Regions from separate parts of the Homo sapiens genome. Here region 2 is linked to region 1. The links are chromatin contacts, found by Hi-C in ENCODE. All regions are on one chromosome and are shown on one strand. The core of a region is the stretch at or near the end of the contact, and the rest is flanking DNA. Distances in the headings are between cores, read along the strand shown. Region 1 holds the start of MKI67 (marker of proliferation Ki-67). Region 2 holds the start of TUBGCP2 (tubulin gamma complex component 2).

Region 1 (4,672 bases), core at 1,536-4,035:
AACCTACATCATGTGATGTTCAATTAAATGGTTGTACATGTCACTAATTTGCCTAGCACATAGTAAATGCTCATTATGGGTAAGCTTTTCATTGTTGTTTTAAAACTACACTGAATTTACTGACAGATTCAAGTCTCTAAACAATAAAAATACTAATTTGCAAGCGACACAAAAAAAAAATCTAAATTCAACTTGTTTTTCCACAGAAAGCTAACACCATGGCAAAGTAGCAGAAGAGACAATTCCTAAACCTATACAAACTAATAATCAGAAGAGTTTGTTAGTAGGTTCTTGGAGTCTTCAGTGTTCCTGTTCTAGCCTGTGATCTTAAAAATTTGAATAAACTATGCAATGGCCTGTCTGTTCTCCATCTGAACCTTTGGAGTCTAAGAATCTCTCTTCCTACCCAGGTCATGTGACCAAACACTTAGGAATTATTTCTAAATTATAAAATCTTGCATGAAGATATATTCAAGGAGTACTGTATAAAAAAGCAAAAGGACTGCCACTGGAGATGAAATGTTTATATTTTTCCTTTTCAAGAGAAAGGTATCTATGGAAAGTGAAAAGCTTCCTTAACCCCAATAAAATAATTTGATTTTAAGGTAACAGGACATCAGAGCAAAGGAAAGACTATCCCTTACAACTGAGAATTTGTTTGGCAGGAGGACGACTATAGATGGGTGTTTCTGAGCTTTGGCACTGTTGACATCTTGGGCCAGATGCTTCTGTATTGTGGGGGCTGCCCTGAGCCTGGTAGGATGCCCACCCTGACCTCTCCTCCGCGATGACAGCGCATGCCCCTGTCCTATATTGTGACATGGAAATTCAAATGAATCCTGGAAGGTTAGATGACCCTCCTGTGAGAACCACTGTTCTCAAGAGATTGCAAATCCATGGCTCCAGCCCATGTTTCTACTGACCCTTGCCAGAATGCTAGGTATTGATCACACCCCCTATGCCAGACACCATCCCTGGCCCTACACACGTGATTAGTAACAAGACAGTCTTTGCCTTTGGGGAGCTCAGCCTAGTGGGAGACAAACCCACAACTCACCCCTGAAGCTGTGGGGTTGGAAATACAAGTTTTCATGCAAGGCTTCCTCAGAGGTGACATTTCACCTGATGCCTGAATGATGGAAATCACACAAGCTTGAGGAAGGGGAGAACTTTCCCATTGTAAACTTCCAAGTGTGTAAGAAGTACCAAGGTGAACAAAGGCTTGGAATGCCTTAGGCGGGAGGAACAAGGTAGGGGATGGGGTTGGGAGGACAGGGTGAGGCCGGGATGGGGTTGGGAGGACAGGGTGAGGCCTGAATCCCGTGTGGTCTGGGAAATGACCACACGGGAAATGACCCCCCTTCTCAGGCCTCTAGTGGGACACATGTCAGAGGCTGATGGGGCACTGTCAGCAACTATACCTGTTATACAGGGACAGGGTTATTACCACCACCAAACAGGACAGCAATATAAGAGGAAACGTTCTCGAATTCCAGGCAGGAAGACTTTCTGTCCCATTTTCCTATTGCCACAAGGAGCCAAGAGACAAGTGTATGGCTTCCTTCCTTCATTCTCTGTGTCCCCAGTGGCCAGGGATGCCCACTGTGGAGGCACCCGGGGGCGCACAGTGTCTTCAGACGCCTGCCTGCAGCCAGTGACATATGAAGATCATCTACATCTTTCTTTACCGCAACATTAGCAAATCGATTTTTTTAATTGGCTTGATTTTTAAAACCACTTAAACATACAAACTAGCATCAAATTTATACTTACAAAACAAAAAAACACAACTATGTCAACTTAGTAACGAATGGGAGAAGCACCAAGGAAAAGTGACGGCAGGACCCAATCCTAGAGCGCGTTTCTGGACTTTATTCTGTGACTAAGGTATTTTCCTCTTTCTCAGCTAAAACGTCCGCGCGCGCCCGCGGGGCTCACCTTCCAAACAAGCAGGTGCTGAGGCTCAGGGGAAAGTGGGGACCGTCGACCCCGCTCCTTTTGATAGTAACCAGGCGTCTCGTGGGCCACATTTTCTAAACAGTAAGTTGAGTATAATCCGTAGGGGAAGGCCAGGTATAATCCGTAGGGGAAGGCCAGAAGCAAATTTACAACTCTTCCACTGCAAAAGAGGTGCGAGTTACTCTGATAGCAAAGGAGCTAAGAAGGGCCCCGTGCCCAATTCACCTATCCCCGGCCACAGAAGCGCACACCGCAGCTAGCTAGCGGGGACCCCAGGACGATCCGACCGCAGCCCCCGGCGCCCCAAAGTCCGGCAGCTGGGGTGTTGTCGCCAGCGCCTGCGCCTCCTGGGAGCTTCCACCGAGACGCCCTCGCCAGAGCCCAGGAGGAGTCGGGCCCAGGCCGCGCGTCTGTCCCCTGCCCGTCCCCGCAGAGCTCGGGGGGTCCCCGCGGCTCAGCCCTCGACCCCGGACAGCTCCCAGGAGTCCCGGCCGCAGCTCACCTGGGACGATCCGGCCCGCAAGGCCACTTGTCGAACCACCGCTCGTCAAGTCGCACCCAAAGTCCGCCGCAGGAGGAGCCGGCGCCGCGCTCACCTCCGCCCGGTAAGCTGCGCCCGCCACGCTCCGCACACACCGGGCCGCAGCCCGCGGGGTCGCGTTCGCTGCACCCCGGCCTGCAGTCCCCGCTGCTCCCGCCGCCGCCTCTGACGGGGACCCGGTGGCCCTACAGGCTACGTCCCCGGGCGCCCGGCTCTAGCGGCTCCCACCGAGTCGAGTCCTCCCGCCCGCCCGCCCGCCCGCAGCGTCAGCCCTCCACTTCCTTCTTCCAGCCCGGCGCGCCCGCCCAATTCAAACGAAAACGAAGATTCAAATTCTGGCGCTAAGCGCTGCGATTGAACGGGAAAGCGCGGCATGGGACCAATAGGAAGGGAGCGCAGGGCGTGGGCGGGGAGGGGGCGGGGAAACCGGGCTCGCGGGGCGGGGCTGGCGTGTCCGCGGGCGAGCCACTCACGCATCCGGAGGAAAATACCTGGGTGCATCCCCGGCGAGGGCGGCTGGCGGAGGGCAGAGGTGGAACACGCTCCCACCGAGATAACCCGTCCTGCTATCCTTTTCTTAAAGGACCAAACATCTGGGACACTATAACATTACTCATTGCCAGAAGATTTAAAACTGCTAAAAATTAAAAACAGGCGGGACGCGGTGGCTCACGCCGGTAATCCCCGCACTTTGGGAAGCTGAAGCAGGAAGATCCCTTGAGCCCGGGAGTTCAGAACCAGCCTGGGCCACCTGGAGAGAACCCATCTCTACAAAAAATTCGCCAGGCGTGGTGGCGCCCCTGTAGTTCTAGCTACTGGGACAGCTGAGGTGGGAGGATCGCTTGAGCCGGGGCGGTCGAGGCTGCAGTGAGCTGAGATCGCGCCACTGCACTCCAGCCTGGGCGACAGAGCAAAGCCCTGTCTCAAAAAAAAAAAAAAAAAAAAAAAAAAAATCGAAACCTTCCTCTTCAGTGCATACATCTTACCAAACACAAAAACAACCAATTATATAAAGTAGTTTGGTGTGTCTTTTCCTGCTATACGTGTATTCTCTTTTTCAAAAGCACAGAAAAAAAGGTCATAACATACACAACACGATTCTATACTTTGTGCTCTCTGCTTTTAAATATCCTGAGGCTATCTCCACTGAACACATTCTCGCTTTTACTCTCTGATGGCTGCAGAGCACTGGGCTTCGGGAAACCATAATTTACTTAATCATTACTATTGCCACATACTTAGGTTTACAATGTTTTGTTATTAGAAAACATTCTTCAATTGAAATGGCTTGTGCATGCCAAGATGGGTGAATCCTAAAATAATTCTACACAGGATTCTATCGGGGTCTGCTTCAGTTGCGCTGGTGGCCATGTGGGCTCAGTAGGCCACCTGGGGTGAAGTGAATGGAGCCTAAACACGCTTTTGGTGACAACGGCCTCTCTGCCCCATCTCACCTCCTCCAGCTCCCCAGCAACCCTTGGAGCTTGGCTCCCTTGATCAGGGAGGCCTCGATGCAGGGGACCCCTGAGGACTTCCTATTCCTTTCAGAGAGTCCATAAGGTCAAAACCATTTATCTAATGACCCTCTGTGTTACTTGCCCTTCTCATTCTCATGCTCCCAAGAGTGTGGGGTGTGGTTCTGCAAATGCAGAAGCAGTGAGGAGACTCCCACTGTCTCCGTTTCAACCAGGTATTACAGAGATTTGCAAAAATGTGAACTAAAGCGCTGTTTTCATTTTGTTGTTTTTTTTCCATAAAAATAAGTTATTGGTGTTAGCATGAAATAGGTGCATCACTATCTTAAAATGAATCAATAAATGAATATTTTTAAATTCCTTAGCCTTAACTTAAAATATATAAATATAGCTAGATATAACCCATCCACATTAACAAAAATTCCTGGTGGTTCTCAATAATTCTTAAGAGTGTAAAGGGACCACAAGATTGAAAAGACTGAGCCCTCTGCTCTAGAGCAACTACAAAGATATCAGCTGCTGATGGAAATAGAGAAACTGGGAAAGCAACATAAAAGCACAGGACAGCAACTCTAAATTGTATGGGCCAAGTCTGACGTAGAAAAATTCAGTGCGGGGATACTATTATATAAACGTTTTAGGGGGCATGAGTTTCCATGTTTTCCCCCATTAAACGATCAAACAAAGCCCACCACTG
Region 2 (4,672 bases), core at 1,531-4,030, 5.2 Mb after region 1:
GGCACCATTGCTCCCTGGAGGTGTTAACTCTGTTATCTGGGAAATGGTTAGGTTTACAAAAGGAAAATTGGGTCCCAATCACTGACAACATCTTAAACTACCAGATGCTTTTTTAACAGTCATGGGAGCCCTGGACGAGGCCCTGCAAACTACTTGTGAAGCAGAAAAGACAGCCCAAACTTTCCGGCCAGCGGCCCCTTCAAATCCAAGGGTGGCCTGTTTCACCCACATTCTACTCGGCTCCCCGAGGACTGCAGGTTGTCCTATAACTGCTGGTCTGAGAAACACTTTGGTCATGCTAGGTGGCAAGAAAACCATTTGCCACCAAAACAAAGCACTCCCCCACCAGACACAAGTCAGGAGAGAAAGCTACCTATGAAGAAAAATCATCTGAGTATTTATTTAAAAACTACATGCTGGGCACGGTGGCTCACGCCTGTAATCTCAGCACTTTGGGAAGCCAAGGTGGGCGGATCATGAGGTCAGGAGATCGAGACCATCCTGGCTAACATGGTGAAACCCCATCTCTACTAAAAATACAAAAAAATTAGCCGGGGGTGGTGGCGGGCGCTTGTAGTCGCAGATACTCCAGAGGCTGGGGCAGGAGAATGGCATGAACCCGAGAGGCGGAGCTTGCAGTGAGCCAAGATCACACCACTGCATTCCAGCCTGGGCAACAGAGCGAGACTCTGTCTCAAAAAATAATAATAAAAAAAATAAAAACTACCTTCAGGAAACTTCGTATCTCTTCTAGAAATAGAAGCACAGATGCCCGCACGTCATGAGTGTTCATCCCATGAGGAGCCTGCTGCTCTCCCTGAATGTGGGGACCGGGCCTCCAAGAGGGCAGCCCGTACTCGCACAGAGTCCCTCCCCCCAGAAGACCTTTGGAAAAGTCCTAGGGCAACTCTGGGGTGTCACGGTCATGGAAGGGTGCTCTCGCTACTTAGAGGGCAAGGGCGGGGGATGCTAATCATCAACAGAGCTGTCCCGCCAGAAATGCACAGCGTCCCACTGAAAACACAGCTCTGAGGAACATCTAGCCGTGGCTGCTTCTTGGAGGAACGTCTAGCCATGGCCGCTGACTTGGCCTTCTTGATGCTCCTGAATTCTTACTATTAATCACACAAACTGACAGGCCCAGCAACTGTGACTGGGAGGGACTGACGTCCTCCTCACAGAGGCTGTGAGCTACCGCAGGGACGCGTGCTGAGGGAAGCAATGCACGCATGTCACACTCCACCACGGACAAGCGGGGCACACACTCCTAGTGAGCACACACTCCAAGTGATTAAAACACAGAGGGACGTGAAAAAGAGTCTCTGTTGAGAGCTCAAAGCTAACTGTACAAATTGGTTTGAAAAATGTTATTTTACAACTTGTGGAAAATGTCAAGAGCCCAAAGGCTTTTACAGAGACAGAAAGTACAGTCATGCATCACTCAACATTCTGAGAAATGCCTGGCCAACATGGTGAAAACCAGTCTCTACCAAAAATACAAAAATTGGCCAAGCCTGGTGGCGCACACTTGTAATCCCAGCTACTTGGGAAGCTGAGGCACGAGAATCGCTTGAACCCAGCAGGCAGAGGTTGCAGTGAGCCCAGATCGCGCCACTGCACTCCAGCCTGAGCGACAGAGAGAGACACTATCTCCAAAAGAAAAAAAGAGAAACGTATGGTTACATGATTTCCTTCTGTGCGATCATCAGAGTCACTCGCAGACCTGGATGGTGTACGGCCTACAATGCACCTAAACCACCTAGAGGAGCCTCTTGCTCGTGGGCTACAAACCTGCCCAGCAGGTGGCGGTGCTGAACACTAGACAACTGTAACACAGAGATATTTGTGTATCTAAACATGGAAAAAGTACAGGGGCAGGCATGGTGGCTCACGCCTGCAGTTACAGCTCTTTGGAACGCTGAGGCAGCAGGACCACTTGAGCCCAAGAATTTGAGGCCGCAGCGATCTATCAGCTATGATCGCACCATTGCACTCCAGCCTGGGTGACAGACGAGAAAGCTAAAGCCTCTATCCGCCACTGGGCCCATTCTCTGCAGTAGATCTGAAGCGTCCACTGCTTCCCGCGTGTGTTGTCATTCACCATTTTAATTAGGTGACTCTTTACTCTGACGTCTGTCTCTCCTACAAGGCTGCCGCGCCCTCCTGTGATGCCTTCCCCCACACGCCCTGAGCACCTAGCACAGGTCCTGTGTTTCACGGGAGCTGCGGGGACTGGAGAGGTCGACAGGACCCCGACAAACCAGGAAAGGGCCTTTGAACTAAAGTAACGGGAAGTCACCCAAGGGCTTTAAATTAAAAACGGTTACAATAAAACTGGAGTCACTTTGGCTCCAGTTCGCGACTGGTTTAGAGGGAACAAGATCCAGGGACTGCAGCGGGAGACGACAGGCGGGGCAAGGCGGACGGGAGAGGGCGTGCGAGAGGGGGACCTGCGACCCGGCTTCCCAGGGCTGGGAGGGGACACCCGGGACGACCCGGAGGCCCGCTCCGCCCCGCCCCGGCTGAGTGTCGGGCCGCGGGGCAAGACGCTGGCCTGGCCGGTGCAGGCCCGAAGGGCTTCGGCCCCAGAGTTCGGGGACCGCTGCACAGCCAGAGGGAGCGCGCGGGAAGAGCCGCGTCCCGCCAGCCCCGTCGCCTCGTGGGCCCCCCCGGGCCTGGCAGTCCCCCAACCCCCTCATCACGCCCGCGCCCGCGTTCGGCCAGGACTCACCGCAGTCCCGGAGCCACAGCCCCCGCGCAGCCCCCGACGGCGGCGGAAGTGAGCGTGACGTCACGTCCGGCTCGGCTCGCGGACGGTGGCCGACAGGCTGCGCCCGCCCGCGCCCGGGGTGATGCAGTTGCCCCCCGCGCTGTGCGCCCGCCTCGCTGCGGGGCCCGGGGCGGCGGAGCCGCTGCCTGTAGAGCGGGATCCCGCGGCTGGGGCCGCGCCCTTTCGCTTCGTTGCGCGCCCCGTGCGCTTCCCGCGGGAGCACCAGTTCTTCGAGGTGCGTGAGCAAAAGAGGGAAAAAGTAGTTGTAGGATCCAGTGGGGCCTACGGCGGCGAGGCGGGGCCGGAGCCTGGAGTGGGAGGGGCCTACGACTGCGGGGCGGGGCCGGAGCCTGGGACAGGCGGGACCTGAGGTGGTGGGGCGGGGCCGGAACGTGGAGTGGGCGGGGCCTGAGGCTGTGGGGCGGGACCGGAGCGCGGGATGACTGGGGCCACGGGTGTGGGCGAGGCCTGACGCGGTGGGCGTGCCGCGAGTCACCTGGCCCCGCCCACGGCGCACTTTTCCTGCAGGATGGGGACGTGCAGCGCCACCTCTACCTCCAGGACGTGATCATGCAGGTGGCCGACGTGCCTGAGAAGCCCAGGTAAGCGAATGGGCAGTGCCTAGCCAGTGCTACTCCTGCGCCGCCTCCCTGACCGGTGCCTGGTCCCTGGGGCTGTGCTGCCGCTCTTCCATGTGCGGCCGCCCCACCGAGGCGCTGTGCCTGTCCAGCTTTGGCGTGGCCGACTCTTCCACCACCTAGCCTGTTTGTGAAACTTAATTCATAAAAAGAGGGTTTGGGATTGCAAAAGATGCATAGGGGCTTTATTGGACGTCTCAAAGGGAAACTGTGCAGAAAGTCCAGCTTGGTTCCTCGCACCGGAGGAAGGGCTCCTGAAGCACGTCTCCTTGGCAGGGTGCCCGCGTTTGCCTGCCAGGTGGCCGGCTGCTGCCAGGTGTTCGATGCCCTGGACGACTACGAGCACCACTACCACACGCTGCACGGAAATGTTTGCTCCTTTTGCAAGCGGGCCTTCCCTTCCGGACACCTGCTGGACGCCCACATCCTGGAGTGGCACGATTCGCTCTTCCAGATCCTGTCTGAGAGGCAGGACATGGTGGGTGACAACTGCACAGCCGCCGAGGCCACCCCCCATTGGTGATGGGCTCAGAGTGCTGCCCCCAGCTCTCGGGTGCTCGGGCAAGGCCGGGGACACCTTTCCGCCCTTGGCAGCTCTGCTACGGGGGCATGGCGGTGGGGGAGGGCCAGGGGTCAGAGGGAGGTGACACGGTCTCCATTTCAGTATCAGTGCTTGGTAGAAGGCTGCACAGAGAAGTTCAAGACCAGCAGAGACCGGAAGGATCACATGGTGAGGATGCACCTGTACCCCGCGGACTTCCGGTTTGATAAGCCAAAGAAAAGCAGAAGGTAGGGAGCCGCCAGGCTCAGCACGTGTCTGCTTTTGATTTTAGGAAAAGGTTTCCAACTAGCCGGAATGCATAGACGGTCAGACTTATTAAGCACTTGTGTGTCACCTAATGGGGTGTTCACCTGCAGGTACCTGAAGCCCTGGCAACACAGCTACAGGTGGTTGTGCCAGCGGCCACCCTGCCGAAGGGAGGCTGGAGGGGAGCCCCTGGCTGCCCAGCTCTGTGCCGGTGGAGGCAGCAGAGGGGGTGTGGGAATGAGCGGGCGCAGCGCCTCCGCACTCACACCCCTCTGGGCCATGCCTGTACCTCCTGCAGCAGTCGGCCGTGGTCATCCGCACTCACACCCCTCGGGGCCGTGTCTGTACCTCCTGCAGCCGTCGGCCGTGCTCACACATCATGCAGCCCTGGCTTTCCTTTTGTCCTGGTTGGTTGTGCGCATATGAACTTGATGACAAAGCTGTTGATTAACATGT

The links. A loop is a pair of places that touch in the nucleus more often than their neighbours do. Pooled maps may share reads with other maps.
Region 2: a map of CD4-positive, alpha-beta T cell shows a loop between it and region 1 (7-fold over the local background). The contact joins the promoter of TUBGCP2 here to the promoter of MKI67 in region 1. A Hi-C loop is called at or near these places in 1 of 168 maps with a recorded cell type or tissue (CD4-positive, alpha-beta T cell), 1 of 37 single-sample maps with no recorded cell type and 3 of 50 pooled maps.

Annotation. Positions count from the first base shown.
Region 1 is chr10:128,123,638-128,128,309 of GRCh38, forward strand. MKI67 (marker of proliferation Ki-67) reads right to left here and starts at 2,786. Exons shown (of 15, transcript NM_002417.5): 1 at 2,462-2,786; 2 at 1,939-2,119. The coding sequence starts at 2,030. RefSeq lists a silencer at 2,566-2,935 and an enhancer at 3,046-3,275.
Region 2 is chr10:133,306,092-133,310,763 of GRCh38, forward strand. It overlaps TUBGCP2 (tubulin gamma complex component 2), which reads right to left and starts at 2,781. Exons shown (of 18, transcript NM_006659.4): 1 at 2,732-2,781. It overlaps ZNF511-PRAP1 (ZNF511-PRAP1 readthrough), which reads left to right and starts at 2,823. Exons shown (of 9, transcript NM_001396060.1): 1 at 2,823-3,005; 2 at 3,299-3,372; 3 at 3,685-3,886; 4 at 4,073-4,197. The coding sequence starts at 2,853. ZNF511 (zinc finger protein 511) reads left to right here and starts at 2,823. Exons shown (of 6, transcript NM_145806.4): 1 at 2,823-3,005; 2 at 3,299-3,372; 3 at 3,685-3,886; 4 at 4,073-4,197. The coding sequence starts at 2,853. RefSeq lists enhancers at 1,958-2,187, 2,911-3,606, 3,014-3,308 and a silencer at 2,418-3,267.